3 separate regions of the Homo sapiens genome follow, and regions 2 and 3 are each linked to region 1. A link is a loop called in an ENCODE intact Hi-C map of the cell type or tissue named here. Cell type or tissue: heart left ventricle. All regions are shown on one strand. Each heading gives the region's core, and the rest is flanking DNA. Links, peaks and the distances in the headings are about the cores only.

Region 1 (10,066 bases), core at 3,089-8,088:
GCCCCAAGTTAATGCTATTGTACTTTTCAATTTAGAATTTACTTTTTAAATACCTGTGGTGCTATTTTTTTTGTAGTTTTCTAAACTCTTGCATCTTATATTTTACTTCCTTGAACATATTAAGTATAGTTATTTTGTAGCCTGTGTCTGATTCCAATATCTGGAATCTCCGAGCATGTTTCTATCGTTGCTTCTTTCTGATAGTTCTTGGTTCATGTTGTGTTGTGTCCTACTGAGTCTAGCTACCTTAGTTGTGTGCCAAACATTTTTTAAAAATCAGTTTGTAATGCTTTGAGGCTTACGATAATGTTGTCTTCCTCCAGAGACAATTCTGTTTTCCCATTCCACATACCTGAATACACTAGCAATCCAAAAATTTTAAATTCAATTTTGGGGATTGAGGCCGGGTGCGGTGGCTCACACCTGTAATCTCAGCACTTTGGGAGGCCAAGGCGGGTGGATCACCTGAGGTCAGGAGTTCGAGACCAGCCTGGCCAATATGGTGAAACCCCATCTCTACTAAAAATACAAAAAAATTAGATGGGCATGGTGGCAGGTGACTGTAATCCCAGCTACTTGGGAGGCTGAGGCAGGAGAATCACTTGAACTTGGGAGGTGGAGGTTGCAGTGAGCTGAGATTGTGTCACTACACTCCAGCCTGGGCAATAGAGTGAGACTGTCTCAAAAATAATAATAATAAAATAAACATAAAAAACTGGGGGAATTGCGACTCAAAGCTGGACTGCAGTCTCTGCGAGGTTCAGTTTACTTTCAGAATACCCTAACTCTCAAGGTACAGCCTTTCATTGTCCCCACCTTATGGTCTGTGGGTTTATGAGAGCTACACACAATACCCTGCCCCAGGCTTTGGCAGTCCCTGGACTCAAACTTTTGTCCCCATTGCACCTAGACGCTGTTCAACATGTACTGCCCAGCTTCTCAGCTGCCTTTTTAGAGGTGGGGAACAACCGCATGTGAAAAGTAGCTCCGAGTACTGAGTTACCTCTCTGGATTGCTGTCTCTTCCTGTGTCTTAGTCTAGAAATTCTTCACTATTGTGTTAACTCTTTGATGCCTTCAAACAGATTTTGGGGTTTTTTTTGTAGCCAGTTTTTATTAAAGGTAAAAATTGCACAGCTTTTCCCATTTTTTTCCTTGGTTAAGTCTATTCATACTGCCTGCTCCTTGAGTCAGAAGCAAAAGCATGGAGGTAGGAATGAGCCTGGGAAGAATGAGGGGTACCCTCATCTAGAGTGAAAGGTGTTCACTCCAGACATGCAGAACGGTAAAGAAAATTATGAAAGGCCAAGAAGGCTTGGAAGGGTAGGCTGACTGGAAGGGAATGCCTGTCCACTGACTGCCCTCCGCCTCCACTGAGTGAGTCCTACTTACGTTGGCTGAGTTGAGTGCTGCCAAGGTGGGGCAGGGGTGCGTGTCAGGCAAGACTTCTGCCCTGCGTGGATGTATAACTCAGGCGAGGACAGGGAAGAACAGAAAGCCCCAAATAATAGTGGCTCAAATGAGAGAGAAGTTTATTTCTCTCTCACACCAACACAAGTCTGAAGGTGGCAGTTCACAATTGGTAAGGTGACTTAACAAGGATGTCTAGTGCACTTACAGCCTCATGACACTTTATCCTATTGGCTAGAACTGCGTCACACAGGCACACCGACCTACAAGGGAGGCTGGGGAATATAGTCTTTATTCTGGAGCACCATGTGCCCAGTTAAAAAGCAGGAACACTGTTACTAATTAAGGATGTGTTAAAAGATAAACCTGGCCAGGCACAGTGGCTCATGCCTATAATCCCAGCACTTTGGGAGGCTGAGGCAGGCAGATCGCTTTGAGGTCAGGAGTTGAGACCAGCCTGGCCAACATGGCGAAACCCCGCCTCTACTGAAAATATAAAAATTAGCTGGGCGTGGTGGGACATGCATGTAATCTCAGCTACTTGGGAGGCTGAGACAGGAGAATCCCTTGAACCTGGGAGGTGGAGGTTGCAGTGAGCCAAGATCGTGCCATTGCGTTCCAGCCTGGGGGACAAGAGCGAAATTCCGTCTCAAAAGAAAGAAAGAAAGAGAGAGAGAGAGAGAGAGAGAGAGAGAGAGAGAGAGAGAGGGAGGGGGGGGGAGGGAGGGAGGGAGGGAGAGAGAGAGGGAGGGAGGGAGGGAGGGAGGGGGGGAGAGAGAGAGAGAGAGAGAGAGAGAGAGAGAGAGAGAGGGAGAGAGAGAGACCTAAGCACTTAGAATTTTAGGAGTTGGAGCAGACAGTGATTCAAGAATCAGGCAGTGCCAGACAGCGAGTGGTTTGGAGCTCGAGGGGAAAGCTTGTATAAGGTGCACACAAAAGCAAGGCAAAGAAAACATTTGATTGGTTAAAGTGGAGCAGTGGCCTTAATGTCCTTAGAAGTCAGTTGGTGGTTTCTGATTGGTGAAGTCCCTAGTTAGTGATTAGTGGGTGATTTCTGATTGGTGAAGTCCCTAGTTAGAGGTTAGTTGGTGGTTTCTGATTGGTAAAATCCCTATAGGACAGTTGGTGTTTTCTGATTGGTGAAGTCCCTAGTGAGAGGTTAGTTGGTAGTTTCTGATTGGTGAAGTCCCTAGTTAGAGGTTAGTTGGTGGTTTCTGATTGGTGAAGTCCCTAGATAGAGGTTAGTTGGCAGTTTCTGATTTTGTAAAATTTTGTTTTCTAGGATATGGCTGTTCATGATGAGTGGGGTTTCAGTTTGCTTACAAAAGAACCTAGGGTATGGCCAGGCATGGTGGCTCATACCTGTAATCCTAGCATTTTGGAAAGCTGAGGCAGGAGGATCACTTGAGGCCAGGAGTTCAAGACCAGCCTGGGCAACAGAGCGAGACCCTGTTTCAATTTTTTTTAATAATAAAAAAAAGAACTCAGAGTACTATAGCCACCTCAGTCATGCTCCCAATTAATTATTTTAATAAGAGGATTACTTGGGGACAACTAGTGATCTCTGCTAGTCCCTCTCCTCTCCTCCCTTGTCTTCTCTTCCTCGAGGAAGCCTGCCCTGACATCTCCAATACTTCCTAAGTCCCTCTTCTTCTGCCCCACAGCTCAGAGAGACAGACCACTGTAAGAAAATTTGGAATAAGAAAAAAACATTATTGGATGTCTCCAATGGAAAACTGCATTGTTTCAATTAGAGCCCACCCTTCTGACTAATGATTCTAGCCCTTCATTGCCTTCTAGCTGTTTTACAACTCTGTACCTTGCAGATGACAGATCGCAATGCAAAATCATTCATCTCTATAATCATGCAAGTAAATGGTCCAGTGGAGGTTAAATTGACTCCCTCCCCCAAGTAAAAAAGCCAGCTTTATATATCTGTTTGTAAATTTATTTCAACATTCCTTGACTCCATATAAATATATGCTTCTTTGACTTCTCCTTTGAACTGGTTGTAACATCTCCAGGTTCCCTCGTTAATAATGAGTTAAATACAATCTTTTACATATGTTCAATTTTTATCTATATGAGAATCAAGATTTTCCTTTCTTAAAAAAATGATCTTTCAACACCATGCATAGAGGATCCAGGCAGAGGCTCTAGCAGGACAGATACCAGCCTGGCCTGAGAGCTCAGGAGGAGTGAGTGACATTGGGTGTCAGGGCCCTGACCAGGAAGAAGTGCCTTTGGAGATAAAGGGAAAGTCTTGGTTTTGGGGCCGAGTTTCCTGCCTGGGACACCATTATTCCCAGGGAGAAGGGACAGGCAGCCAGTGGGACTAAGGCTGGGCAGGGAGGCAGGTAGTCTGCCTCGTTCAGCGGGGACATCCACTCATCCCTGCCCCCAACAGTGGCTCACAGACCAATTCCGATCCTGTCAACCTGCTTGGAAGATGTGTGTGACATCCATTCTCGATATCTGGGTGATGAGGCAGTGAGCAGGGCTGTAAACCCAAGACCCTTCCCAGGCCCTCAGAGAGCCTTGACTGGGTCCCTGGGTTAGGGAGGGAACTGGAGGGCTCTGGCATGTGACCAGAGGGATGGGGGAGAGATGGGACTGTGAGCACTTCCTGGTCCACCCAGCCCCAGGACTGAGGTCAGCAAGGCAGGCTGCAGCTGAAGCACCGAGGCCTTGAATGCCACATGGAGAATTCAGAATTTGCAGACGATGTGCAGGGTCCCAGGTTCCCCAACCCTTTCTTCCCTGTTCTTCCTGTGAGCCCCAAGTTCTGTCCTGATCAAGGGGCCTGGGCCCCCAGACCTTCAGAGCACTTCTCTCTGATGAGTAAGGTAACAGATAGGAGATTAAGGTCTGGATCTGGCAGGCACTTGCCAAGGGCCACACAGGAGAGTAAGATGGAATGCCGCCCCGCCTCCACCGGAGCTTGGGCTGGGAGGCAGGAAAGAGCAGGCCAGCCTGGCCCCCCATCCCTGCAGCTAGGGAAGCCTGCCCTGGAAGGTACACAGGCAAAGTGCATCATCTGCTGGCCCCATGGCCCGTTTGTCTAGGCAAATGTCTTCCTGGCTCAGCCCCCGAGTGACCTGCTTCTGTTCTGCTCCTCCCCTTGGGGCCCCACCTTGCCCGCTGCCCCCCACTACTCTCCAGGACCCTTTGGGGTTCCACACAGCCCCTCCTCTGGCCCTGGAGGAGGGATACAGGATGAGCCTCGTGCAGCCCCCTCCTCCTGCCCCAGGGAGCCAAGTGGAATGGAGCAGCTGGGAAGCCACGGCCCTGAACGGTCAGTGGGAGAAGGGTCCCCTCTGTGCTCAGCTGTGCAGGGAGGCGCATGGAGGGGTGTGGAGAGGGGCAGGACTCTACCATGGAACAGCAGGGTGTAACTGCACCTGGACTGCAGGCCTAGCAAGGCTCTGGAGCTCAGAGGAGAAGGGGAATGCTGTCGTGGACTAGAGGGCCAGGGAGGCCCTGGCCCAGGGGGCTGAAGCTGGCTCATGACAGAAGGAATATCACCCAACCCTCGGGGCCCAACCCCCATCCTGTCCTGGACACTGTGGCTGTTTTCAAAGTATTATTGTTGAAACATTTATTGATGTGAGGCCAGAGTTCCCATCCAATTTATTTCAGGTATCAGGATGGGTTATTTCAGGTCTTCAGATGCCCTCTGATGAGAGGGTAGGGCAGGGGAAGAACAGTGTGAGAGAGAGCCTAGGTCTAGCCTGGCAAGCATTCAAATTCCAGACTCGCCTACCCCTGACCCCACACTGAGCCCTGACACTTGTCACAGACTCAGCCCTGATCCTGGCCATTCTCTGAGCCCTGATCTTAGACATAGACTGAACCCTGACCCTGGCCCACAGAGAGCCTGGATCTCCAGTTCTTGGTTGAGTTTTCTCCAAAATTGTCCTTGGTCAGGACAGGGTGTTGGTGGGAAAAGGGAGCGTGTGCCTGGCTTCCTGCATCACCTCCCCACTCCTGGATCCTGAGCCCTCTGCCCGATGGCATGGAATGGCCTTCAGGTGTGTTTCTGTCCCTTATCACTCATCATGTCCCAGGGAGCTGCTGCTTTCCCCACTGTTGCCAAGCAGGCCTCAGCACTGACAGACTCTCGGCAGAGGCCCAGCAATGCCAGAGCCCTGCCCCCCAGCTTTGGCTCCAGCCGGCCTGATCTGGAGGGTACAGGAGATGAGGACCCAGTGTCCTAGGGTGTGGGCAGAGCCATCAGAGAGCAGATCTTCCTGGCCCTGAGTGTGCCAGGGAAAGGGGTGGCCCTTCCAGGCCCAGCAGGGGTTGGGCAGAGGGTGCTGATGCTGCTTTCACCCTGCCTCTGTGGGACACCAGCGCCTCCACAGACAGAGGCTTCTCAGCAGCACCAGGTCCACCAGGTGAGACCTGGGCATCCTGGGGGCACAGGGAAGGGAGGCAGAATGGGGGTGCTAGAGTGGGTTGGCTGGCCTGGAGATGGGGTCACGGGCCCCTAGATGGGTGGCCTGTGGAAGGGCTTGGGGGAGAATGGGGCCAATGAAACCAGGACTCGAGGTAGAAGTTGCCAAAGGCCCAAGCCTCCCTCCCTGTCGTTGGGAAGCCATCCGTCCCCACCCCGACCTGGCCAGGCTGGCCCCTTAACAGCTTCTCCCAGAGGAGCCAGGAAACAGCGGAGGATGCAAGGTTTCCAAACAGATGAGTTGTGGTGAACTGGGAGGAAGAGGGGCTGCTTTGGGAGGTGTGTACAGCCTGGGTTACAGGCCTTGCGGTGGAGGGGTGGGTTGTGGAGGATTGCTTTCCCCAACCCTTGGAAAATAGCTCCAACGGGGAGGGGAGACAGCCCTGCCCCCCAGCTTTGGCTCCAGCCAGCCTGATCTGGAGGGGACAGGAGATGAGGACCCAGGAGATGGGGGAAGGGGTATCCAGGTAGAAGGAGCTGGGTGGGGAGGACAGGAGTCTGGCCAAGGCCCTCTCCAGGTCTGATTTCCTATTGAAGGTTTCCAGCCATTATCTTCCCACCAGAGGAGGCTCTGGTGACCTGGGACAAATCATGGCAGGGTCACACAGACACCAGGAGCCTGGTGGGAGAGGCTTTGGAAACTCCCCAGGACCCCAGCAGGTGGGGTGGGAGGCTAGATCTGAGACCTGAGCCATCCCACGAGGCGCCAGCCTCCCACCCTGCCTGTCCTTTGGCAGCTCTCTAAGCCTCTTAGGGCTGCCATGGCCCTCTCCTGTGTCAGAGGCTGGGGAGGGGGCAGGGGCATGAGAGGAATGCGCAGGGGACCCGAGAAGGATGGTTCTATCCAGGTGCGCCCACCTCCACACTCACCCTGCCCAGTCCAGGGCTCTGATCAGGATTCCACACGGGAAAAGCACTGCAGGAGGAGGACTATTCTCTTCTGATCTTCCCCTCTCCAAACCCCCACGCAGCCCGATGGAATAGGAGCAGGACCAAACTGGGACAGGAGCTGGCCAGGGGATGGGACATGGACCAACCCCTCCCCAGCGAGCTCCATACCACCTGGACATAGAGCTCCCACCACAGCCACAATCAGCACCTCCAGCATCCCTGCAGCCACTGTCCTCACAACTACACTCACCACAGTCATTCCACATCACACCCAAACCCACACTCATACCCCCATCACCGGCATGGTCACCACCTCCATTTGAAGACTGGATAGGACTCTGAACTCCTCCTCAATGTGTTTTCAGGCCCATAACCTCCCAGGCTGTGGGGCAGGCACAGGCTGCCCCCATTCAAGACTCTGCAGCCCCAGAGGTCAAGGGCTTTGCTGAAGGGCACCCGGCGAGTTAGGGCAGCCAGGCTTGCACCCCCAGCCACAGGGGTGGAAATGTGGGAAAGGCTGGGCAACATCAGTCCTTTCTTGAAGGGAAATTCGAGAGTGTCTTCGTGTTTGCCACCTGCTTCTGAAGCCTTAGAAGCCTTGAGAGCCTTCAGCATGGGCGTGCAGTGGCTTCTGGCTGCTGGGATTCTCCTGGCTGGTAAGGGATTAGGGTGGGCTGGGCCTGGACCAGGGGTCCTCTTTCTCAATCAATTTCCACATCTGGCTTGGCCTTCATTGTCCTCATGTGGGTCTGGCCATGAACAGCCTGGGGGATACCAAGACATGGCCAGGGTCCACTCCTCAGTCCCCCAGGCTTGGGGCTCCCAGAGGGCACTCAGGGTGACCAGCTTTGGGGAGCCTGGCACAGGGCAGACCCCGCATGGATCTCAGTGTACACTTGTAGGTAGGTGTGGAATTAGCCCCCAGGGCTTTCAGAGATGGCCCCCGCCCTCCCCACAAAATACTTTAAGGTCCAGCTGTCAGCCTGCTGTGTTCTGAGGATGTGATAAGGCAACAGCCTTGTCTTATGATGAGGATTGGGCAGCACTTCCTGGCACCCTCAGGCTGGCGTGGACCTCACAGGTCATTCAAACAGAACAGTCCAGGGCCCCCAGCCTGGAGACAGCATCGCCCTGGGGAGCTCTTGAGGCCCTTGGGGAGGGACCCTGCGATGGGTGGTGTTGGGGTGGGAGGCACAGGGAGGGGTCCTTGAGGAGTGTCAGTGTCCCCTCCTGCTTCCCTCAGCTCTGGTGGGTTAGGATCAGCATGTTTTCCTGGGGTAGCTCAGTGGTTTGGGGCCGGAGCTGGGCCAGGGTTTGGATCTCCGCAGGCCCCTTCCCAAACGAGGGAGGTGGCAGGGAAGGTGTGGCATCTGACAGGCTGTGGGCAGTCCCACCCCCCAGTCCCCCGGGTGGCAGGCAGAACAGGCATCTCCTGTTTGCAGCTCTCTGGATGGTCTCAGCTTCCGCCCTGAACCTTCCTTCTACTCACAAAGACCCCGGCTGGCCTCCCTCAGCCCCTGGCACGTCCGCTTTGCAAGGCAACAGCAAGAAGACACTCCTGTCACTGAACATCCTGCCAGCCATCGTTGATGGAGTCTCTCTCTCAGCGGAGAGGAAAGGGGAGGCTCCTAGCACAAGGGCAGAAGCCCTCTCTCCCGAGGTATCTGGGGACCAGGAAGCTCCTCTCGCCTTGTCTTTGGATTCCTCCTCGGACCAGGCTGTCCCTTCAGGAACTGCTGGGGTCCCAGGCAGGGCCCCACCTGGACCAGCCCCATCAGCACTGGCCTGGCCCACAGCCCACAGAACCCCTGAATCCCAGCCAGTGTCCTCTGTGGCCGGACTTGTGTCTGGATCTGTGGCTGGACCTGCAGAGGAGATGTTGGTCCCTGGATCTCCAGAGATTGCTGCCCCATTACCACCATCAGCTTCTCTTGGCCCAAGGTATCTCGGGTCTGGGCAAAAGTCCAGTGAGGCCCCTGAGTTGTCTGTGACAATTCATGCTCTTGCCCCTGCAACCCTGAGGACCTCTGGCACCCCCAGACCTACCCAGCAGCCATCTGGAACATCCTCTGCCCCCACCACCTCTGCACCCATATTGGGATCCCCACCGCGGATGCCCTGGCTCCCAAGCAGGCACACCTTCAGTCCCCATGCCTGGATGCTGCCTGCGTCAGGGGCTAGCAGCTTTGGCCCAGAAGCCTCCTCATCGCTGACATTGGCTCCAGGGACCACGGGGAAGGCTGTGTCCTCAGAACCCCCCAGCCCATTTGTGCTTGCGTCGATCGTTAACACGTTGGCTGTCACAGAGCCTCTTACCCCTGTAGGTCCCTCCCCAGTCCTCATAGGGGATTCAGGGTCACCCAGAGAGGCTGTGGCTTCCAGCCGGGGCCCGGGGCCCAGTGTTCCTTTGACGTTGCCATCGCCCTCAGCAGCACCACCTTCACAGCCATCACTGTCCTTCTCCCCATGCCTCTCACCTGTGTTGGCCCCGTCCTCGTCCCCACTACACATTGTTCCATCTTTGTCGCTGTCACTGTCACTTTCCCCACCACAATGGCCATTTCAGTCACCAACTGCATCACTATCCCCAATCCTGGCCCCAGTTTCCCCTGTAAGTACTAGAGCCAGAACCTCTGCAGACCCTTCTGTGTCTATTCCCACACACAAGCACAGATTCTCCCACTGATCCTCCAGCCTCCCACCCACCCTACCACCCTTGATGGTTGCAGAGCCAGCCACACTTCAGGGGACAGTCCAGCCTGGGCCAGGGGTCCCTGCCAGCCCAGCCACCACAGCCACCCTCCCTCTCAGATGTTCCTCCCGCCTTCCCTCTGCCCCACCCAGCCCCAGCTCCCCAAGGGTCCCTGGGGGTGCTGACCCCATCCAGTCTTCCGCCCTGCCTTATCGCAGCCAGACCTTCTCATTCCAGGACTCAGTCTCCTCTACCCCAGGACCCAGTCACATGACGCGCTCCGTGACCTTCACAATCACCAATGAAGCCTTCTCGGCTGCACTCTTGAACCCTGCCTCCTGGAAGCACCAGCTGCTGCGTAAGATCATCCACCACCAGGTGAGGGCCCCTCCTCCAGCGTGCAGGTGGCCAGTAAGGCAAAGCGAGGCAGAGTTCCTGCAGCCAAAACCAAATCCGCCTCCGCCTTGGTTCTGGAACCATGGGTGCCCTAGCCAGCAAGTGCCATTTCTTGACTGGCATCCAGGGGGAACTCTGAGTCTCTGTCCATTAATTTATTAGTTCATCCCTTCATTTAGTCAACTAACTCATTTCTTCCTACCACTAACTGAGCACCTACGG
Region 2 (10,066 bases), core at 3,007-8,006, 89 kb before region 1:
GAGTGACCTGAACTCCAGGCTCTGGGCCTACACTTTGTTCCCATGCAGCACCCTGTTAGTGGTGACTGGGGCCTGGAAGTCAGGGGCCTTGGTGGCCAAGCACTGGCTGGACAGGAGGAGCTAAGGGAGGTGAGGGGCATCTCTCCAGCACCGCCCCCCCACCCCGTCCCCAAATCAATGCTGTCTGTCGACTCAGACACAGCCGCGGCCAGCAGCAGTGCGGGTCAGGAAGGGTGAATGCAGTCAGCACGGATCTGCTCCATAGTCTCCACCTCACTTCATCTCGGGTTGTGGGGAAGTGAGTCCCCGCAGCACTGATATGATATCCTGTCAACTGAGAATATTCAGCTTGATTTAGAAAGATAAGGTGGGACATCTCTTGGGCATGGCGTGTGGAGCAGTGCCATCCCTCTGTGGCAGCGAGCCAAGCAATAAACCAGAATGTGCAAAACCTGCGTCCCAGAATCACCGTTCCCGGAGGGAAAGCCTATATTGTCAAGATGCCCACAACTAAATTAACCCAAACATTCCATCCAGCCTTGAAAAACCAGTAGAACTTTGACGTTAATATACTAACCCTCAAGTCTATACAGAAATGTGTAAGAATAGCCACATACTGTAATGTGCGGTCATTGAGAGAGAGGAGGCCGTCAGAACAAATGGAACCAAGTCCAGAAACATGTCTGTCTAGGCGCAAGATTCCAGCATGTGTGTCAGCCAGGGAAGCAGACCAGGAGGAGATATTTATTAAGATTTAAAACCGAGCTGCATACCTCAGGCCTATAATTCCAGCACTTTGTGAGGCTGAGGTGGGAGGATCGCTTGAGCCCAGGAGTCTGAGGCTGCAGTAAGCTATGATCTTGCCACTGCATTCCAGCCTAGATGACAAAGCAAGACCCTGTCTCAGAAAAAAAAAAAAAAAAAAAAGTGCTGAGATGCGCTCTTACATGAAGCCACCTTGGGCACAGTTTCCAAGACTGGTGAAGCCTCACTCAGGACCAGGGGGCCCAGCCCTAGCTAAGTTTCCACTGCCTGAGTAGCACAGTGTCCTGTAGGTGGCCATAGTGTCCTCAGTCCAGTCTCTGTTGGGCCTCAGATCCCCCAATCATGCCCCTTCTGCCCAAGCTCTGCCTCATTATGGCCTCCACTGACCGCAGCCTCTTCCACCTTTCCAAAGGGACCCCTACTCATGCTCTCCAGCCCACAGGAGCACCTGCTTCTCCAGGAAGCCCACCCTGCTGGCTCTGGGCTCTATCTAGGAGAGCTGGGAAGGCTGGATCCCACCACTGAGTTCAGTCTCGGGGGTCTCCACCCATGCTAGGCTTCCACTGATGGGACATAAGTGGCCAGGGGGGTTCTTTACATCCACACAAGAGCCCCATGGTGACCAGGAGTAGGGTTCTGAGAGGTTAAATGACTTGCCCAGGGCCCCAGAGCTGGCTAGAATTCCTGCACTGCCACAACCAAGGCCTCATTTGGGCCTCCCACCTGGGGGCCCGGACACCCCTCTGCATCTACCAGGCTGGGAAACACACGTCTGCTGCAGCTTCCTCCCAGTGACTTACAGCAGCTGCAGATTTCTAGGGGGCCTTCTACTGGGCCTACCGCAGCAGGGAGCCGAGAACGCTTACAGAGCCCTGCGTTCTCTCTCTGCCCCCTTCGGCTCCAAACTCATACTAGCTGGTCTGATGTAAGACAGGCCTTGGTGAAGGAGTTGGGGCTCTGGTCAGTAGCCCAGGCCTTCAGGAATCAGGTGATGTTGATCTGGAGAGAAGGTGCCTACTGGGGGGAGCAAGCATGGCCCAGAGCCCTGGCCCCCTGCAGGGGCAGCCCCCTCTTCCTTCCCAGGATCCCCTGAGAATCCGAAGGCATCCAGGGTAAAGTGCAGTGTTCAGCTGTGTCCTGGGGTCCAGGAAAGTCAAGGAGAACTTGCTCCACCTGCTGTCCACCAGGCACCCCAGCAGAGAACAGCCTCAGCCCACCCCAGCCCAACACCAGATCCCAGGGATGGATCCACCTGTAAGAGGGCAGCATGAGACTGCCCCCATTGTCCCCAGAGAGTCCCCTCAGTCATGGGCTCTGACCAGGGTGCAGGTGGGTCCAGCAGGCTGGCCCAGCGTGGGTATGGCTGCCCATTGGTCCTCTGAAGAGCCCCAGGGGCTTGTAGCAGCTGGTGTATGTCTGGGCTTGGAAGCAGAGGATGTCCCCCAGCCAGAAGGCAGGGGACACTTGTTTTGCATTCGAGTCCTCTGCAAGGACAGGGACCCCAGGCTCTGGGAACCCCAGCTCTGCCCACCCCTACCCACAGCCTAGCACCATTTGGCCCAGGCAAGTGGCCCCGGCTCCCACAGAGGGAGCCACCCTTCCTACCTCCTGATGTTTGCCCGCACCAGTCAAGTTCCATTCTGGAAAAATCCTCCACGTCCTTGGGAAGGCACCTCCTCCTTGACTCCTTTTCAGAGCTATCGTCCCCACTTCCATTTTCTACCTATCATTCAATGCAGAGACCAGCTTCTTCCTTGACTCCTTTTCAGAGCTATCATCCCCACTTCCATTTTCTACCTATCATTCGATGCAGAGACCAGCTTCTTCCCTGGGCCAGAGCTGCTCTGGAGGCAGGGAGGTCATGGCCAGGCTGTAGGGTGTAGCAGAGCACCGGGTATAGACCAGGCTCTGCAGGCACACCTGGGCAGAGATGTCAGAGGCCCACAGGTGGTCCCTCCTTCCGGCCCCACCCACCTCACAGGCAGAAAGAGGGAGGCTTCACAAGGAGGTTGAGGTAAACAGGAGAGCCCGGGTCACCTCTGTCTCATCTCCTGCCCTCCTGGGACAAAGCCAGAGGTTGGAGCTGGGAGGTGTTGAGGGCCCTGGCCCAGCCCTGGTTTCACTGATGAGGCTCAGGGAGGGGCTGGGTCAGCCCAAGTCACTGAGTCCATAAGGGAGGGTTCTGACCATAACCCAGGACCCTAGAGCTAGCTGAGGCCGCATCCCTTTCCCACCTAGACCAAGGTAGGGGCATGAACTGGCTTCTGGCTTCTAAGGCTGAGGCCCAGCACACCTCTTCCTCCCCTTGCCTGCAGCTGTTGTCACACATCAAAAGTGAGTTTTTCCCCAAGGGGCTGGAGGTGCAGCTCCTTGGGCTGGACCAGGTGGCCAATCCAAACAAATCCCTGTGTGTCCCCACCAGCCAGGAATTCTCACACCGCACAGCAGCTGGGGGCACTAGGATACCCTGGGGGATTCCAGGGATGAGCCCTCCCTGAGGCTCCCACAGCAGCACTGCCGCCCCCAGACCCCCCAAAGCACCATGTCCATGCAGCCTTCGAAAACCTGGCCCCTCACACACACCTGCCCCACTCCTCACACCTGGCTTTCCTGTGAAAAGTGGAAATGGTTCCACCTGGGCCAGCTGGAGAAGGGCCTCTGGAAATCACCATTCTGGGGATTCATTCCAATCATTCATTTATTCACCAAATACCCACCGTCCACCTTTCTGTACCAGGCCAGGGGTGATAGTCAAGTGGAACACGTGTCCCAAGGAGCTTTCCTCTCTTTAGAGACAGGCAGACTCTCAGACCATGAGGTGCCCTCTGGTCTAGGGGGTGCCCAGGGCTGGATGCAGGCAAGGGCCTTGCCCACAGGAGGTGCTGGTGGGTACAGATGTGGAGGCCACCATGGGGTGAGGGTATCCAGACAGAGGACCTAGCATGTGCCCAGGCCCAGGGTGTGACCTGGGGCAGGTACGGGGCTGCTCTATCTGGAAGGCTTCCTGAATCTGCCAACAATAGGCCGTGGCTGGATCAGGCTTCATGTTGATTTTTAATATTATATTTAATACATTTTGATTATGTAACTAAACATGATTATTGTGATAAAAATTAAGAAATACAGAAAAGCTAAAAACACAAAAAACCAGCAAACCACTTCTCTCCCTAAATAACTGCTTCAACAGTATTTTCAGACTTTTTTTCCCATGTATCTGCAGCTATAAACATAAGCTGCACAAGATAGTATCCTTCCCCATATTCTGTTTTGGAGCTGGATTTTTCACTCAGCAGTGAATAGAGGCAGGCTTTAAACAGGCCACGCATTGTGAGGGCCCTGGGAAAGGAGACTGACCATGTTGCTGGGTGACCTTGGGCAAGTCTCGCCCTCCTCAGAGCCTGGATTTCCTCAGTCCGGTGAAGGGCAGGAAGGGCTGCAGTAGGACTACATCAGCGCTTCCCAAACTCAGAACCGCCACGTGGAGCTGTGTGAGCTGTCACTGCACAACCCCAGGGGCAGGAGCATTCTTGTCACGGCCTCTGTGAGTGGGGCTCCTGCCCAAAAGTGTGCTGTGCCAACCTGGGGCCCACAAGAGGATTTTAGGCGATATGCGGATGAATTGATTTTTACCATTTCCTTCTATCTGTAGTGAATGAGACCGATTCTCACCGGGAGGGCGTGTTAAACCACAGGTCGCTGAACCCACGCCTCAGAGGTTCTGATTCAGGAGGTCTGGGACGGCGCCTGAGAATCTGCATTTCTAACAAGTTCTCAGGTGATGGTGATGCTGATGTTGCTGGCCCAGGGTCCACACTCTGAGAATCACTAATCACAAATTTCCTTTAATTAATTTATTTATTTAAGGCAGAATTTTGCTCTTTCACCCAGGCTGGAGTATAATGATGCAATCATGGCTCACTGCAGCCTTGACCTCCCAGGCTCAAGCAATCCTCCTGCCTCACTTCTTGAGTAGCTGAAACCATAGGCGCATGCCACCACTCTGGATACTTTTTATTTTTTGTAAAGATGGAGTTTCACCATGTTGCTCAGGCTTGTCTCGAACTCCTGGGCTCAAGCAATTCACCTGCCTGGGCCTCCCAAAGCAAAAGTTTCCTTTTTAAATACATTTATTTAGGTTTTAAAAATGAATTGACTTAAAGCACAGGAATAGATCTTCAACACTAACCACTGGGGAAATGCAAATTAAAACCACAGTAAGATATCACTACAGATCTATTAGAACAGCTCAAATCAAGCATAGTGATAATATCAAATATCGGCGAGGATGCAGACAAAACTAACTCTCTCATACATCGCTGGTGGGAATATAAAATGGTACAGACACTCTAGAAAACAGTTTGGCAGCTTCTTTAATTAAACATATACCTCAATATATGACCTAGCAATTGCTTCTGGGCATTTGTACCAGAAAATAAAACTGATGTCTGCACAAAAACTCATACATGATTGTTCATGGCAGATTTATTTGTAATAGTCCCAAACTGGAAACAACCAAATACTCCCCAATAGGTGAATGGTTAAGCAAACTGCTACATCTATTCTATGAAATGCTATTCAACAATAAAAAGGGGGCCAGGCACAATGGCTCACTCCTGTAAACTCAGCACTTTGGGAGGCCGAGGCAGGTGGATTGCCTAAGGTCAGGAGTTCAAGACCAACCTGGCCAACATGGTGTAACCCTGTCTCTACTAAAAATACAAAAAAAAATTAGCTGGATGTGGTGGCAGGCACCTGTAATCCCAGCTGCTCAGGAGGCTGGGGCAGGAGAATTGCTAGAACTCGGCAGGCAGAGGTTGCAGTGAGCCGAGATCGCACCATTGTACTGGGTAACAGGAGCAAAACTTCATCTCAAAAAAAAAAAAAAAAAAAGCCAGGCATGGTGGTGGGTGCCTATAATCCCAGCTACTCAGGAGGCTCAGGCAGGAGAATTGCTTGAACCCAGGAGGCGGAGGTTGCAGTGAGCTGAGATCACGCCACCACATTCCAACCTGGGTGACAGAGTGAGACTCCATCTCAAACAGAAAAAAACATAAAGGAACATGCACAACTTGGATGGATCTTAAAGGGCATTTGCTGAGTAGAAAAAAAAAAAAGCCAGTCTCAAAAGGCCACATACTGTGTGATTCCATTTATATAATGTTCTTTTTTTCTTTGTTTGGTTTTGTTTTATTTTGTTTTTGAGATGAAGTCTCACTCTGTGGCCCAGACTGGAGTGCAGTGGCACGATCTGGGCTCACTGCAGCCTCCGCCTCCCAGGTTCAAGCGATTCTCATGCCTCAGTCTCCCAAGTAGCTGGAAGTACAGGCTCTCACCATCATGCCTGGCTAATTTTTGTATTTTTAGTAGAGACAGTGTTTTGCCATGTTAGCCAGACTGGTCTCAAACTCCAGGCCTCAATGGTTCCACCTGCCTCGGCCTCCCAAAGCACTGGGATTATAGGTGTGAGCCACCGTGCCAGGCCTTCATTCATTCATTCATTGAGAGAGTCTCGCCCTGTTTCTCAGGCTGGACTTCAGCGGCAGGATCACTGTAGCCTCTACCTCCCAGGTTCAAGCGATTCTCCTGCCTCAGCCTCCCACATAGCTGGAACTACAAGCTGGTGCCACCATGCCTAGCTAATTTTTGCATTTTGTAATATTCTTGAAGTGACAAGATTATAAAGACAGAAAGCAGATTAGTGGTTGCCAGGAGTAGGAATAGTGGAGGGGAAGAGCCAGGAATGAGTGCAGAGGAATAGCAGGAGGGGGATTTTCATGGTGATGGAATGTAGAGAAAAGAGAGATCAGACTGTTATTGTGTCTATGTAGAAAAGGAAGATATAAGAAACTCCATTTTGACCTGTACCCTGAACAATTGCTTTGCCCTGAGATACTGTTAATCTGTAACTTTGCCCCAACCTTGAGCTCACAAAAACATATGTTGTATGGAATCAAGGTTTAAGGGATCTAGGGCTGTGCAGGGTGTGCCTTGTTAACAAAATGTTTATAAGCAGTATGCTTGGTAAAAGTCATCGCCATTCTCTAGTCTTGATAAACCAGGGGCACAATGCACTGCGGAAAGCCTCAGGGACCTCTGCCCCGGAAAGCCGGGTATCGTCCAAGGTTTCTCCCCATGTGATAGCCTGAAATATGGCCTTGTGGGATGGGAAAGAGCTGACTGTCCCCCAGCCTGACACCCGTGAAGGATCGGCGCTGAGGAGGATTAATAAAAGAGGAAGGCCTCTGTCTCCTGCTGCCCCTGGGAATGGAATGTTTTGGTATAAAACCCAATTGTAGATTTGTTCAATTCTGAGATAGGAGAAAAACCGCCCTGTGATGGGAGGCGAGACATGTTGGTAGCAATGCTGCTTTGTTATTCTTTACTCCACTGAGATGTTTGGGTGGAGAGACGCATAAATCTGGCCAACGTGCACATCCAGGCATAGTGTCTTTCCTTGAACTTATTTGTGACACAGATTCCTTTGCTCACATGTTTTCTTGCTGACCTTCTCCCCACTGTCACCCTGCTCCCCTACTGCATTCCTCTTGCTGAGATAGTGAAAAAATAGTAATCAATAAATACTGAGGGAACTCAGAGACCGGTGCCGGTGCAGGTCCTCGGTATGCTGAGCGCGGGTCTCCTGGGCCCACTGTTCTTTCCCTATACTTTGTCTCTGTGTCTTATTTCTTTTCTCAGTCTCTCATCCCATCTGACGAGATATACCCACAGGTGTGAAGGGGCAGGCCACCCCTTCAGTGGAACAGTTCTGTATCTTGATTGTAGCGGTGGTTAAAGGAGTCTACATATGTGATAAAATGGTATAGACCTAGACACATGACATCGTTAGATATTGTTCTACATTTATACAAAATAGAACCTTTGGAGGAAACTGAGTGAAGAGTACATGAAACCTCTCTGTACCATCTTTGAAATTTCCTCTGAATCTATGTTTCCAAATAACAGGTTTAAATTTTTAAAGTTGCTTTAGACAAAAATATTAAATAAAAGGCCGGGCACGGTGGCTCACGCCTGTAATCCCAGCACTTTGGAAGGCCTAAGGTGGGCGGATCACGTGGTCAGGAGATCGAGACCATCCTGGCTAACACTGTGAAACCCCATCTCTACTAAAAGTACAAAAATTAGCCGGGCGTGGTGGTGGGCGCCTGTAGTCCCAGCTACTCGGGAGGCTGAGGCAGGAGAATGGTGTGAACCGGGAGGCGGAGCTTGCAGTGAGCCGAGATTGCGCCCCTGCACTCCAGCCTGGGCGACAGAGCAAGACTCGTCTCAAAAAAAAAAAAAAAAAAAAAAAAAAAAAAAAAAAATTAAATAAAAATAATGTCCTCTACGCTCCTGTGAGTAACTTGGCTCCGGGGGCTCCGCTCGCCTGCCCCCACGCCGCCCGCCACCCAGGACCGCGCCGCCGGCCTCTGCCGCGAACAAACCCTTCTGACGGCCCTCGCTGTGCAGGCCAGGATGCCTCTCCCCCATCCGCCCCCGCTGCGGAAAGTTAAGTTTGAAGAGGGGGGAAGAGGGGAACATGGACATGAAGAGGAGGATCCACCTGGAGCTGAGGAACTGGACCCCGTCAGCTGTTCGAGAACTTGTCTTGGACAATTGCAAATCAAATGATGGAAAAATTGAGGGCTTAACAGCTGAATTTGTGAACTTAGAGTTCCTTAGTTTAATAAATGTAGGCTTGATCTCAGTTTCAAATCTTCCCAAGCTGCCTAAATTGAAAAAGCTTGAACTCAGTGAAAATAGAATCTTTGGAGGTCTGGACATGTTAGCTGAAAAGCTTCCAAATCTCACACGTCTAAACTTAAGTGGAAATAAACTGAAAGATATCAGCACCTTGGAACCTTTGAAAAAGTTAGAATGTCTGAAAAGCCTGGACCTCTTTAACTGTGAGGTTACTAACATGAATGACTACTGAGAGTGTCTTCAAGCTCCTGCCCCAGCTTACCTACATGGATGGCTATGACCAAGAGGACCAGGAGGAACCTGACTCAGATGCTGAGGTGGATGGTGTGGATGAAGAGTAGGAGGGCGAAGAAGAAGACGAAGAAGACGAGGAGGATGAAGATGGTGAAGAAGAGGAGTTTGATGAAGAAGATGAAAATGTAGAAGGAGATGACGAAGATGAAGTCAGTGAGGAGGAAGAAGAATTTGGACTTGAAGAAGATGAAGATGAGGATGAGGATGAAGGAGGAGGAAGAAGGCAGGAAAGGTAAAAAGAGGAAGAGAGAAACGGATGATGAAGGAGAAGATGATTAAGACCCCAGATGACCTGCAGAAACAGAACTGTTTAGTATCGGTTGGACTGCTCATGGATTTGGTAGCTGTTAAAAAAAAAAAAAAAAAGGTAGCTGATACAAACCCCAGGACACCCACCCACCCAAAGAGCCAAAGAATAGTTCCTGTGACATTCCGTCTTCCTCCATGTAGTCCCTCTTGGTAATCTACCAATCTACCATCGAGCTTAGGGACTTCACCCCAACAAAATTGTAAGTGTTGTTAGGTTTTTGTGTGAGACTCTTGCTGTAGCGTAGATAGCTGTGATTGGTGAGTCAACCATCTGTGGCTACCAGTTACACTGGGACTGTAACAGCATTTTTACTTTCTGTACAACAAAAATCTTTGTAAATAAAATCTTAACATTAAAATAACAATAATAATAATAATGTTGATTGTATGCAGGTCTGGCAAACCTTTGACACACTGAATGACTGGCATCTCTAATCCATCCAATTCACAATTGCCCCTGGCCAGGCCCTGTCCTAGGCTAGGTCACCTGCTGGAAGATAAGACTGTGGATTCTCTCCTGCTTGGCTTTGGGGTAGAGATGCCAGATAAGATATAGAACACCCAGTTGAATTTAGATTTCTGATAAAAAATAAACTATTTTTTAGTAAGTATGTACCATGCATATTTAGGACATACTTATACTAAAACTTATTTCTCTAAATTTTTTTTTCACCATCTTCACAGGTGTTGATATTTCTCTAAATTCTTTAATGTATGTATGTAGTTACTTTAAAGCTCTTGCCTGCTAATTCCAATGTGTGAGCCATTTATGGGTCTGCTTTCTCTCTTTTTTTTTGTGTGTGTGTGTGATAGAATTTTGCTCTTGTAGCCCAGGCTGGAGTGCAATGGCACCATCTCGGCTCACTCCAACCTCCACCTCATCTGGCTGGTCTTGAATTCCTGGTGATCTGCCTGCCTCAGCCTCCCAAAGTGCTGGGAGTACAAGTGTGAGCCACCATGCCTGGCCCTTTTTTTGTTGTTGTTTCTTTGAGATAAG
Region 3 (10,066 bases), core at 2,813-7,812, 78 kb before region 1:
GTCTGGAATATTCATCAAGATCTGAGATTCCAAGAGTGGAGACTCTGGCTGAGCCAGAATTCAGATGTATCTCCAGCAGTCTGTGACTGAAATCGCTGTTTAGCTTTCAGCTCCCCATCGGCTGTTCTGTGCTGGGCCTTGCAGAGCCTCAATCTGCACACTCATTGTTTGGGATTTGGCCAAGGACCTGCAGCAACCTCTGTAAGATTTCTGGGGCTTCTCCTCTGCAACTCCGTCCTTTCTGATACTCTGCCACACACATTTTAGCAGCCCTGAGCACCAGTCTCTGTTTCCTTCACCAAACAAGACTGATCCTCTTGGCTTGGACTCTGCTTCCTCGTGCTGTCATTGAGGGTTTAGAAACTTTCCCCACCAGAAAAATGTAGCAGTCACTTCATGTGATTCCCTTCTCTCAGATTGTACATGGAACTGCCTATTGCCCAATGCCTGAAGACAATTTCTTCATGTACTTTGTCCAGCTTTGTAGTTGTTTATGCTGGGAGACCATCATCAATACAGGTACTCTATCATGGTCACAATTCGAAGTATGATTAATATCATATTCATTCTATTCTAAAAGTAGAGAAGACAAAGACCAAAAATTCTAAGAAAAATGGAAAAAAAAATATGAAAGTTCAAAGAAAAAGAAACCCAAATGCCGCTGACACACAGGAAAAAATGTTTAACTTCACTGATAATAAGAAAGATACAATTTTAGGCCGGGTGCAGTGGCTCACACCTGTAATCCCAGCACCTTGGGAGGCTGGGGTGGGAGGATCGCTTGAGGCCACAAAGTGAAGGTGGCAGTGAGGCAAGAGGGCACCACTTGGGGCGACAGAGTGAGAGCCTGTCTCAAAAAAAAAAAAAAAAGATACAGACGTAAACAACATCCTGCAACCTCTACATGTGGCCACGATTGCTAACAGGGACCAGATTTGCCTCCCACCTTGAACAACTAGAAAAATGGAACAACATATATAAAACGATAGTTTTCAGACATCAGAGAACAGGTCGAGCAGAACTATGATCCCTAAAAGAAGGTGAACCCTACAGTGTCCTCGGTTTACTGCCGGAAGCACTTACAGGCTCCAACACAGGGAGGGGAATCCAAAGTCCAGTGGTCTTGGTGGATTGAGGAGACAGAGATCAGAGCTTGGGAAGGTCTTCAAGGCCGGTAGAATTTGTGAGGTAGAGTACCAGGGAGGAGGTGGGAGAAGAGAGCGCGTGAGCTCTGGAGAGCTATGGAAGATGCCCTCAAGCCTTTGGCAAAGGGCTGATATGGATGTATGTGAGAAGAAAGTACCCAGGGAAAGAACTGCCAGAAAGCAGACAGAAGAATCCCCAGAGCTCACAACAGGCTAGAGAGAATTCATATTCTCACTAGTGCGGATGAAAACACCTCATAATACTTAGGAAATGGAAGAGAAGCTTTAGAAAAGTATTGCCTTAATAGTGGGGCTAAATGAGCACTGGAGTAAAGGCTTCTCTGAAACTGTCCTCACAAAGTTTGAAAGTAAACCTTGATAGATCCAACTTATTTCAAGTAACTTAACTAGTGCTGGAACAGAGTCCCACACTATTTAAAGGAAAACAAAATCCAGCAGTCACAACACAAAAACAATGTCTACCAGTCAATAAAACATTGCCAGGCAATGGCCAGGCACAGTGGCTCATGCCTGTAATCCCAGCACTTTGGGAGGCCGAGGTGGGCAGATTGCATGAGGCCAGGAGTTCAAGGCCAGCCTGGCCAATATGGCTAAATCCTGTCTCTACTAAAAATACAAAAATTAGCCAGGCATGTTGGTACGCAACTGTAGTCCCAGCTACTTGGCAGGCTGAGACATGAGAATTGCTTGAACCATGAGATGGAGATTGCAGTGAGGTGAGATCACACCACTGCACTCCAGCCTGGGTGACAGAGTAAGATGCTGTCTCAAAACAAAAAACAAAAAAACAAAACAAAAAAACAACAGGCATAATATGGCCTATAACCAGAAGAGAAATAAATCAATGGAAATAGGCCCAGAAATGACAGAGATGATGTAATTAGCAGATAAGGACATTAAAAAACATATAAATATGCTCCATATGTTCAAGAAGGCTAGAAAAATCTAAATCTGAACATTATGAGAAGAGAGAAATGGAAGATATATTGGAAAAAAACAAACAAACACAGGCTGGGTGCGGTGGCTCACACCTGTAATCCCAGAACTTTGGGAGGCTGAGACACAAGGATTGCTTGAGCCCAGGAGTTCAAGACCAGCCTGGGCAACATAGGGAGACCTATCTCTATAAATAATTTTAAAATTAGCCAGGCATGGTGGCATGCACCTGTAGTCCCAGCTACTCAGGAGGCTGAGGCAGGAGGATCACCTGAATCCAGGAGGTCGAGGTTGCAGTGAGCTGTTTTCGTGCCACTGCACTCCAGCCTGGGCACATAGTGAGACCTTGTGTCAAAATAAAACAAAAAGAATTACTAGAGATGAAAAATTAACTCTGCAGATATGGGATTAAAATGAGTTTTAAAAAGTCAATGAGGCCAGGTGTGGTGGTGGCTCACGCCTGTAATCATCCCAGCACTTTGAGAGGTTGAGGCAGGAGGATTGCCTGAGGCCAGGAGTTTGAGACCAGCCTGGGCAACATAGTGAGGCCTCATCTCAAAAACAAACAAACAAAAACAAAAAAAAAAAAACAACAAAAAAATTTCAAAAATTTTAATGAAGACAAAATAAAGACTTTTTCACACAAACAAAAGCCAGGATAATCACCAGCAGGCCTGCACTCTGAGAAGTGTTAAAAGCAGTACTTTGGTCAGAAGAAAAATGACACTGGGTAGAAATTTGAGTCTACACAAAGGAATGAAGACCACTGACATAATAAATACATGGATAAATAGAAAAGATCCTATTTTCTCCTTTTGTGATGTCTAGAAATAATTGACCGAGGCAAAAGTAGTAACATATTGTCGTGTTTATAACATGTGGAAGTAAAATGATCATGAGAATGGCACAAGGGACAGGTGGGGAAATGTAAGAATACTATCATTATAAGGCAGCGGTCACAGTTGAGGGAGGTGATAAATCTCTGTGTTTCCACCTGGAATACTGCATTGCTCCTGGAAGTGGGAAGAGGGAATTGCAGAGACTTCCCCCATGTTCTTCCTACTATAGTGGCTCATACCCACAGGTCAGGGAGTAAAGTGAGAGCTCTGTTAGCTTCTAAGCATACTCATATCAATTGCATATTTAGGGACAGAGAAATGACAACCGGATGGGGCTGTGGCCTCTTCATCCAGGGATCCATTTATTACCTAGCCTTCACATGTCCTCAGTCTTGTTGGGGATGGGACATGGTGGCATTGTGGATCTTATGGTGGCATGGTCAGCTCTAATCCTATATGAATGGCCCTCAAACAGTCTGGGTATTCCCTTTTCATCAGCTACAGTTACTTTCATCAATGACCCCAGATCCCTTTGGAGAATAATTAATGAATACCATGTGGTGTTGTTGCAGGATCTTTTTCCAAGAATACCCAGCCTCCCCTACAATCCATGAGCTATAGGTCTCAATTGTCTCAGTCTGAAAACTGGGTAGGAAATTGCAATTTTTTGTTGCAGCCTTCTGCGTGCCAGATCTTGTTTTTTCCTGAATACACAAATCAGGAAATGTCCTAGGGCTCACATGTGTAATCCCAACAATTTGGGAGGTCACAGCAGGAGGATTGCTTGCGCTCAGGAGTTTGAGACCAGTCTAGGCAACATAGCAAGACCTCATCTTCACTAAAAATTAGAAAAAAAAAAATAGCCAGGCATGGTGGTGCATGCCTGTAATCCCAGCTTCCTGGGAGGCTGAGGTGGGAGGATCGCTTGAGCCCAGGAGGTTGAGGCTGCAGAGAGCTATGATTGTGCCACTGCACTCCAGACTGGGCTACAGATTAAGATCCTGTCTCAAAAAACAAAACAAAAGAAAAAACCACCCTAGTCAACTGCCTATGTAACTCTCCCCTGGAATGCCATCAGTTTGTAGCCAATACAACAGCTCCCTGGAGGTCAAGGCATCCTGGCTGTCACTCTAGCCTTCCTACCAATTAAGTTAATTACATCCACCTTGTGGATGATGGTGAAGGGCCACCACCTGGCATCCGCTGTTCTCGCCTTCCACCGTTCCCACTGACACCACGAAGCCTGGTCTCATGGCAGCATCTCCTCTTGTCGATCCTGGCCTACCAAGGATAGTGCCACTGAGTCTCTCAAAGATTCAGGTGCCCTTCTCACTAGTGCCTTCCTTGCTTGCCTAGAGAGGGGAGTTCCTGTGAGCCCTCCAAGGGCACATAGTCAAGTGGTGGATTCCGAATCTCCTGGCATATAATGAACCATTCCAACATTCCTACCTCCCTGTACTTTCTGGCTTCTTTGACGCTTTGCAAATGCAATTCTATAATCTCCACCTAATTCACTGCAGCAACTGTTCTGTCCACATTTCAAGGAGCCACTCCAGCACTGTGTTGGAGCCCCAGGTGTCTTTGCCAAGCATTAAATCCTGAGAGTGCTCCCAGGTCACTGTATTCTCGTGTATACAGCCTTTAGTCTCCTCCTGGTCCAACACCCTTATGTCCACTTCTTCACCTCCTCTCCTAGATTCTGCCAGTACACACTCGGCAGCTCCTGCATTTTTGGCAAAAAAAAATCATTCTCCCAGAGCAGACTGTGCTTGTGACCTTGGGCCATGATGAAGAATGACCATAGCCTGGTGTCAATGTGGGGCAGCAATGACGACACACCTCATCCTGCTGTGAGGCCTTGTTGGAGGCTCTTTGCCCAGTCTCCCGGCAAGGGGCAGCTGCCCTTCTCTTAGCAGGGAAAGGGGGCTACTTCTTTTAGACCAGAGCATTTAGTGGAAACTGGAGGTTCAGAATTCTCAGATGTATCCATTTAAGTTTCCCCACACCAGATATCAGGATCCTATTGCTCCTCTCCCCTCCTCTTCTCTCCCCTCCCTCCCCTCTTTTCTCTCCTCTTTTCTCTTCTCTTGTTTCTTTTCTCTTATTTCTTTTCTCTTCTCTTCTTTTTCTTTTCTTTTCTCTTTCTTTTCTCTTCTCTTATTTCCTCTTCTTTTTCTTTTCTCTTCTCTTTCTCTGTCTTTTTCTCTCTTTCTTTCTCTTTCTTTCTTTTTGAGATGGGATCTCACTCTGTCACCCAGGCTAGACTGCAGTGATGTGATCTCGGCTCACTGCAACCTCTGCCTCCTGGGCCCAAGGGATCCTCCCACCTCAGTCTCCTGGGTAGCTGGGACCACAGATACATGCTACCACATCTGGCTTATTTTCATATTTTTTATAGCGATCGGGTTTCACCATGTTGCCCAGGCTGGTCTTGAACTCCCGGGCTCAAGTGATCCTCCTGCCTCAGCCTCCCAAAGTGCTGAGATTACAGGTATGAGCCACTGCACTCACGTTTCCTTTTCCTTAAGTAATTCTAAATAAAAACAAGACTAAATCATAAAATAAAATTTGTATTTTTTGGGGAAATGACACAAAACTTCCATGACAGCTGACATTAAAATAGTTTATTTCTAGATTTTCTGCTGTGTGTGTGTGCGTGCACACATGTGCACACTTGTCCTTGCTTGGCGCCCTATGTGTGTACTGCTGTAGCTACTGGGTCAATCTGCACAATGTCTGGCTGCACAATTTCCAGCAAATGAAAGCTCTACACAACGTAATTTTCAAGCAGTCGAGACTGAAGCAGCAGTCTCCTTCTGGTTTTAATTTGAATTAAACTGCCAGGCTGTACTTGTGTGGGAAACTGACAATTTTCAGCAAGAAATTTCCAGGTGAGGCCTGTTCCCCTCCAGTGTAACTCTAGGGCCTGCTTGGCAGGGGGACTGGCTTTGGCTGGAGGCTGGGTCAAGAGGGCTCTCCTGGCATGGCGCATTCCCATCCCAGGGAGGGAGCTCTGTTGGGAGCATGAGATGGACCAAGAAGACCCATCCATTGGGAAAGTGGTCCTTAGTCTGTCCAGTTTTAATGGAGGAGGGTGCTTGGTGCAACGTCCACTTCTGATGGGGAAACTAGTCAGAGACATGGGTATTCATGGTCTTTCCCACGTGTGCCCCACCGGGACCCAAACTGGAGGAGTGAAAAGTTCCAGAAGACAGATCAAGAGTGGTGTACATGTCACGACTGCCCAGGCGTGGCCCACCCCACCACCCATCGGTCCTGCCCTCTGGAGCCCTGGGCAGGCTGGTAGAAGCACTTTTTGTGGTCTGGGTTTTTAGTCAGGATGCCTATGGCTTCCTAACACCCACATGGGGCAGCCTAGTGTAGAGATCCTGAAAGCAGGAGAACAGCAATTGATCAAGTGAACCCAAGATGTGACTAAAACTATCTCTGATGGCAAAGCTTTTGATGACATAGAGTCTGGCTCATAGAAAGATGGCCCTGAGCATGGCACCTCTGACCAAATCCCTCACTCTGACCTACTGAGCGTATGAGCCCAGCCTTGCTCACAGTCGGGGCTGGAGGAAGACCTCATGGAGGCCACTCGATACCTGCACTTCCTGTGTGCCTGTCACTGCTGATTCCACCCACACCGTCCTCTGCTCCAGCCAGCCCAGCCCTGCCATGCCCTGCCATTGCAGCCAGGGCTCTTTGGATGTGCGTGACAGAAAATTCACTCGAGTTGGCTTAGGCAAGAAGGGAAGCTCCTTGGTCAGTAAGTTAGCCACGGGCAGGGCAGGGAACAGTTGGGCCTCAGGAATACCTGGACTCAGAATCACCAGTGCTGTTAGGATTTGCAGGCTCCTTTCCTTGTCTCTGTCTCCACCTCAGTCTGCAGATCAGTTTTGTGTTCTCAGAGCAACTTTCCCCACAAGGTTGGAGTCAGGCTGTTGGCACCATGGGGCTTCCGTCTTCCTGGCTTTGCCTCCAAGAAAGGATGGGGCTCCCCTCCATTAGTTCCTAATCAGAAAATTCCAGAAGAAAGTTTCTGCTTGGTCTGGTCTGGGTTGGCTGAGTAGCTGGGACTCCAAAACTGCCAAGCCCTCTAGTGTCATGTGGTTGAAGTAGGGTGGGGAGATGTATTAGTCAGTTCAGGGTGCCATGCCAAAATACCACAGACTGGGTGGCTTAAACCACAGACATTTATTTCTCACAGTTCTGGAGGCTGGGAAATCCAAGACCAAAGTGCCAGCAAGGTAGGTTTCATTCTGAGGCCTCTTCTCTTGGCCCATAGGTGGCTGCCATATTGTGTGCTCACATGACCTCTTCTTTGTATTTGTGCAGAGAGAGAGTGAGTGCACTCTCTGGTGTCTCGTCTTATAAGGACACTAATCCTACTGAATCAGGGCCCCCACCCTTAGGACCTCATTTAACCTTTATGACTTCCTGAGAGGCCTCATCTCCAAATACAGCCATGCAGAGGGTTAGGGCTTCAACATATGAATTTGGAGGAGACAGAGACACTCAGTCCATGATGGGAAGAAAAACTATTCATGATAAAAGGGGTGCAGTGGTCAGAAAAGGGGGCAGACAAAATGTTCTCCCCATTTCCCCCAATACACCACACACACACGGCCCTGCCTTTGCCCCTTCCCCACAAGGCCACTCCCCACCCCATGATTATTTACTTCCCTCCTATCCTGCACTCTGGAGCTGCCCCTTCCCCTAAGTTGTCCTGTGGCTCACTGATCGCTGCATACAGGTAGGTGCATGTCAATGTAGCTGGGGCTGGGGGCCTCCTGGACCATGTGTGTCCTGAGCCCCACCATGCGACTGGGCAGGAAGTGGGTCTCACCCATGTCTCCTGTCCTCAGGCAGAGCCTAGCCCTGGGACATGAGCTCAGTGGGTGCTGCAGCTTTGTTGGATTCACCTCAGGCCCCCTTTCTCCCCATCCACTTATAAGGTTCCCAGGGCCTTGATACCTCCGTCCTTGGAAGAAAAGAATGTGATTACCCAGCTCACATGAACCTGCTGGTGGCTTCCCGCAATAGAAGGACATAATTTTCTAGTTCAAAAGAGTCTATCAGGTGACTAGCACGGTGAATGAAGAAAGACCTACAGCAAGGCACATCATTAGGAAATTCCAGAAAACTAAGGATAGAGAGAAAATCCTAAAATCTTCCAGAGAGAAAAGACAGGTCATAAGTTAAGAGCCGAGACTCTGCATGACACGGACTTCTTCCCAACAACACTGGGAACTAGAAAATAATAGAGCAATGTTTCCCAATGTGAGGAGAAGTTACACTTAAATTAGAGCATTACATCCAGCCAAACTAGTAATCAGGAGTTGGGGTAGAACAATGACATTCTAAAATGTGTGAGGGTCAGAAAGTTTGGCTTCCATTCACTCTTTCTCGGGAAGACACTGGAAGATGTACTGCAACACAATGAGAGAGTAAATCAGGGAACAGGAGGTGCACACAGAAGAGGCAGCAAGAAAATTCACACGATGGTGCAGAGACATGTCAGAATGCCAGCCGTGCCATGGGCTGAGAGTCGAGTCCAGTTTGGAGCAGAAGGATGGAGGGCAAGGGAGAGAGGGAAGCCTCCAGGAAAATAATGGGGCTGATAGAGTATCCAGTGTATCTTAGTTTTTGGATAATTATCACTAGGCATTTGATAGATTGGTTGGAGCATCTGAAAAAATAGGTAGGTAATTGGTTAAAAAAAAAGCAAATGAGGGATAATAATCTGAAGCAATTATTAACTCCAGGGGAAGAAAGGAAAGAGATGAAACAATTTCAGTGCGGGACTTGGGTTAGGGTCAATATTTAGATGGCTACAAGAATGTAAATGCTTTTGATTTCATGCGATTGTGATCCAGTCAAATTAGTGAAATGGAGGCAAGGAAATTAAGACCTCATAGGAAGGTAAGCCCTATACTGAGCTATGCCAGGAACTGACAGATACTGAAGAAAACAAATCAAGAAATAGCAACATAAACATTCTTTAGAAATATGACGATAACATACCAGGGGAAGTCGCAAAATGAGTTTAAAGTGATGACCTATAGGAATTAGGACTCAAAGGCAAGAAAGGAAAGGGCAGAGGAAATGCTTTTTGATATAAGCCTTTCACTACCATTTTGTTCTTTTTTTCTTCTTTTCTTGTTTTACTGAGGATTTCTTGCAACAGATATCATTTTGTTGTTACTTCTGTGTAACTAGTAGTTTGATCAGAATTAAATATAATGTTGTAAGTTCTGGAGATCTGTTGTACAGCATGATGACTATAGTTAATAATGTATACTTGAAAATTACTAAGAGTAGATTTTTTGCTTTTATTATTATTATTATTATTATTATTTGAGACAGAGTCTTGCTCTCTCACCCAGGCTGGAGTGCAGTGGCACAATCTCAGCTCACTGTAACCTCTGCCTCCCAGGCTCAAGTGATTCTCCTGCCTCAGCCTCCCGAGTAGCTGGGACTACAGGCACGCGCCACCACGCCCGGCTAATGTTTTGCATTTTTAGTACAGATGGGGTTTCACCATGTTAGCCAGGATGGTCTCGATTTCCTGCCTTGGCCTCCCAAAGTGATGGGATTAGAGGCGTGAGCCACCATGCCCGGCCTGCTTTTATTATTTTTAAGCAAAACATAATTGTGTATACTTATGGGATACAGTATAATATTTTTATACATATATACAATGTGTAATGATCAAGTCGTAATTAGCATCTCCACCACCTCAAACATTTATCATTTCTTTGTTCTGGGGGCATTCAAAATCCACTCTTCTGGCTATTTAAAAATATATAATAAAGTGTCATGAATTATAGTTACCCTATAGTGCTAAAGACACTAGAACTATTCCTCCCATCTGGCTGTACTCTTTGTTTTTGTTTTGTTTTGTTTTTCTTCCCCAGACAGGGTGTCACTCTGCTCCCTAGGCTGGAATGAAGTGGTGCAATCACAACTCACTGCAGCCTTGACCTCTTGGGCCCAAGTGATCCTCCTACCTCAGTCTCCAGAGTAGCTGGGACCACAGGCATGCACCAACATGCCTGGCTAATTTCTAATTTTTTTGTAGAGATTGGATCTCCTATGTTGTCCAGCCTGGTCTCAAAC

What was found. Peaks named below come from ENCODE experiments on the same cell type or tissue, not always from the same donor. Only the 100,000 strongest peaks of a DNase experiment are listed, where the experiment ranks them.
Region 2: a loop joins it to region 1, with 4 times the contacts of the local background. A loop is called at or near these places in 17 of 110 quality-filtered maps.
Region 3: it touches region 1 in a loop (5-fold over the local background); 33 of 110 quality-filtered maps call a loop at or near these places.

The regions. Positions count from the first base shown.
Region 1 is chr15:75,232,138-75,242,203 of GRCh38, reverse strand. No RefSeq gene overlaps it. Among named protein-coding and RNA genes, the nearest start is that of GOLGA6C, 21 kb to the left of the region's middle. RefSeq lists enhancers at 3,816-4,432, 4,433-5,050. In heart left ventricle, for the core only: no CTCF peak of the experiment used is centred there; a DNase peak (open chromatin) is centred at 5,574; H3K27me3 peaks cover 621 bases.
Region 2 is chr15:75,320,746-75,330,811 of GRCh38, reverse strand. It overlaps the pseudogene ANP32BP1. Among named protein-coding and RNA genes, the nearest start is that of COMMD4, 10 kb to the left of the region's middle. RefSeq lists a silencer at 718-874. In heart left ventricle, for the core only: no CTCF peak of the experiment used is centred there; no DNase peak of the experiment used is centred there.
Region 3 is chr15:75,309,777-75,319,842 of GRCh38, reverse strand. No RefSeq gene overlaps it. Among named protein-coding and RNA genes, the nearest start is that of COMMD4, 21 kb to the left of the region's middle. In heart left ventricle, for the core only: no CTCF peak of the experiment used is centred there; no DNase peak of the experiment used is centred there.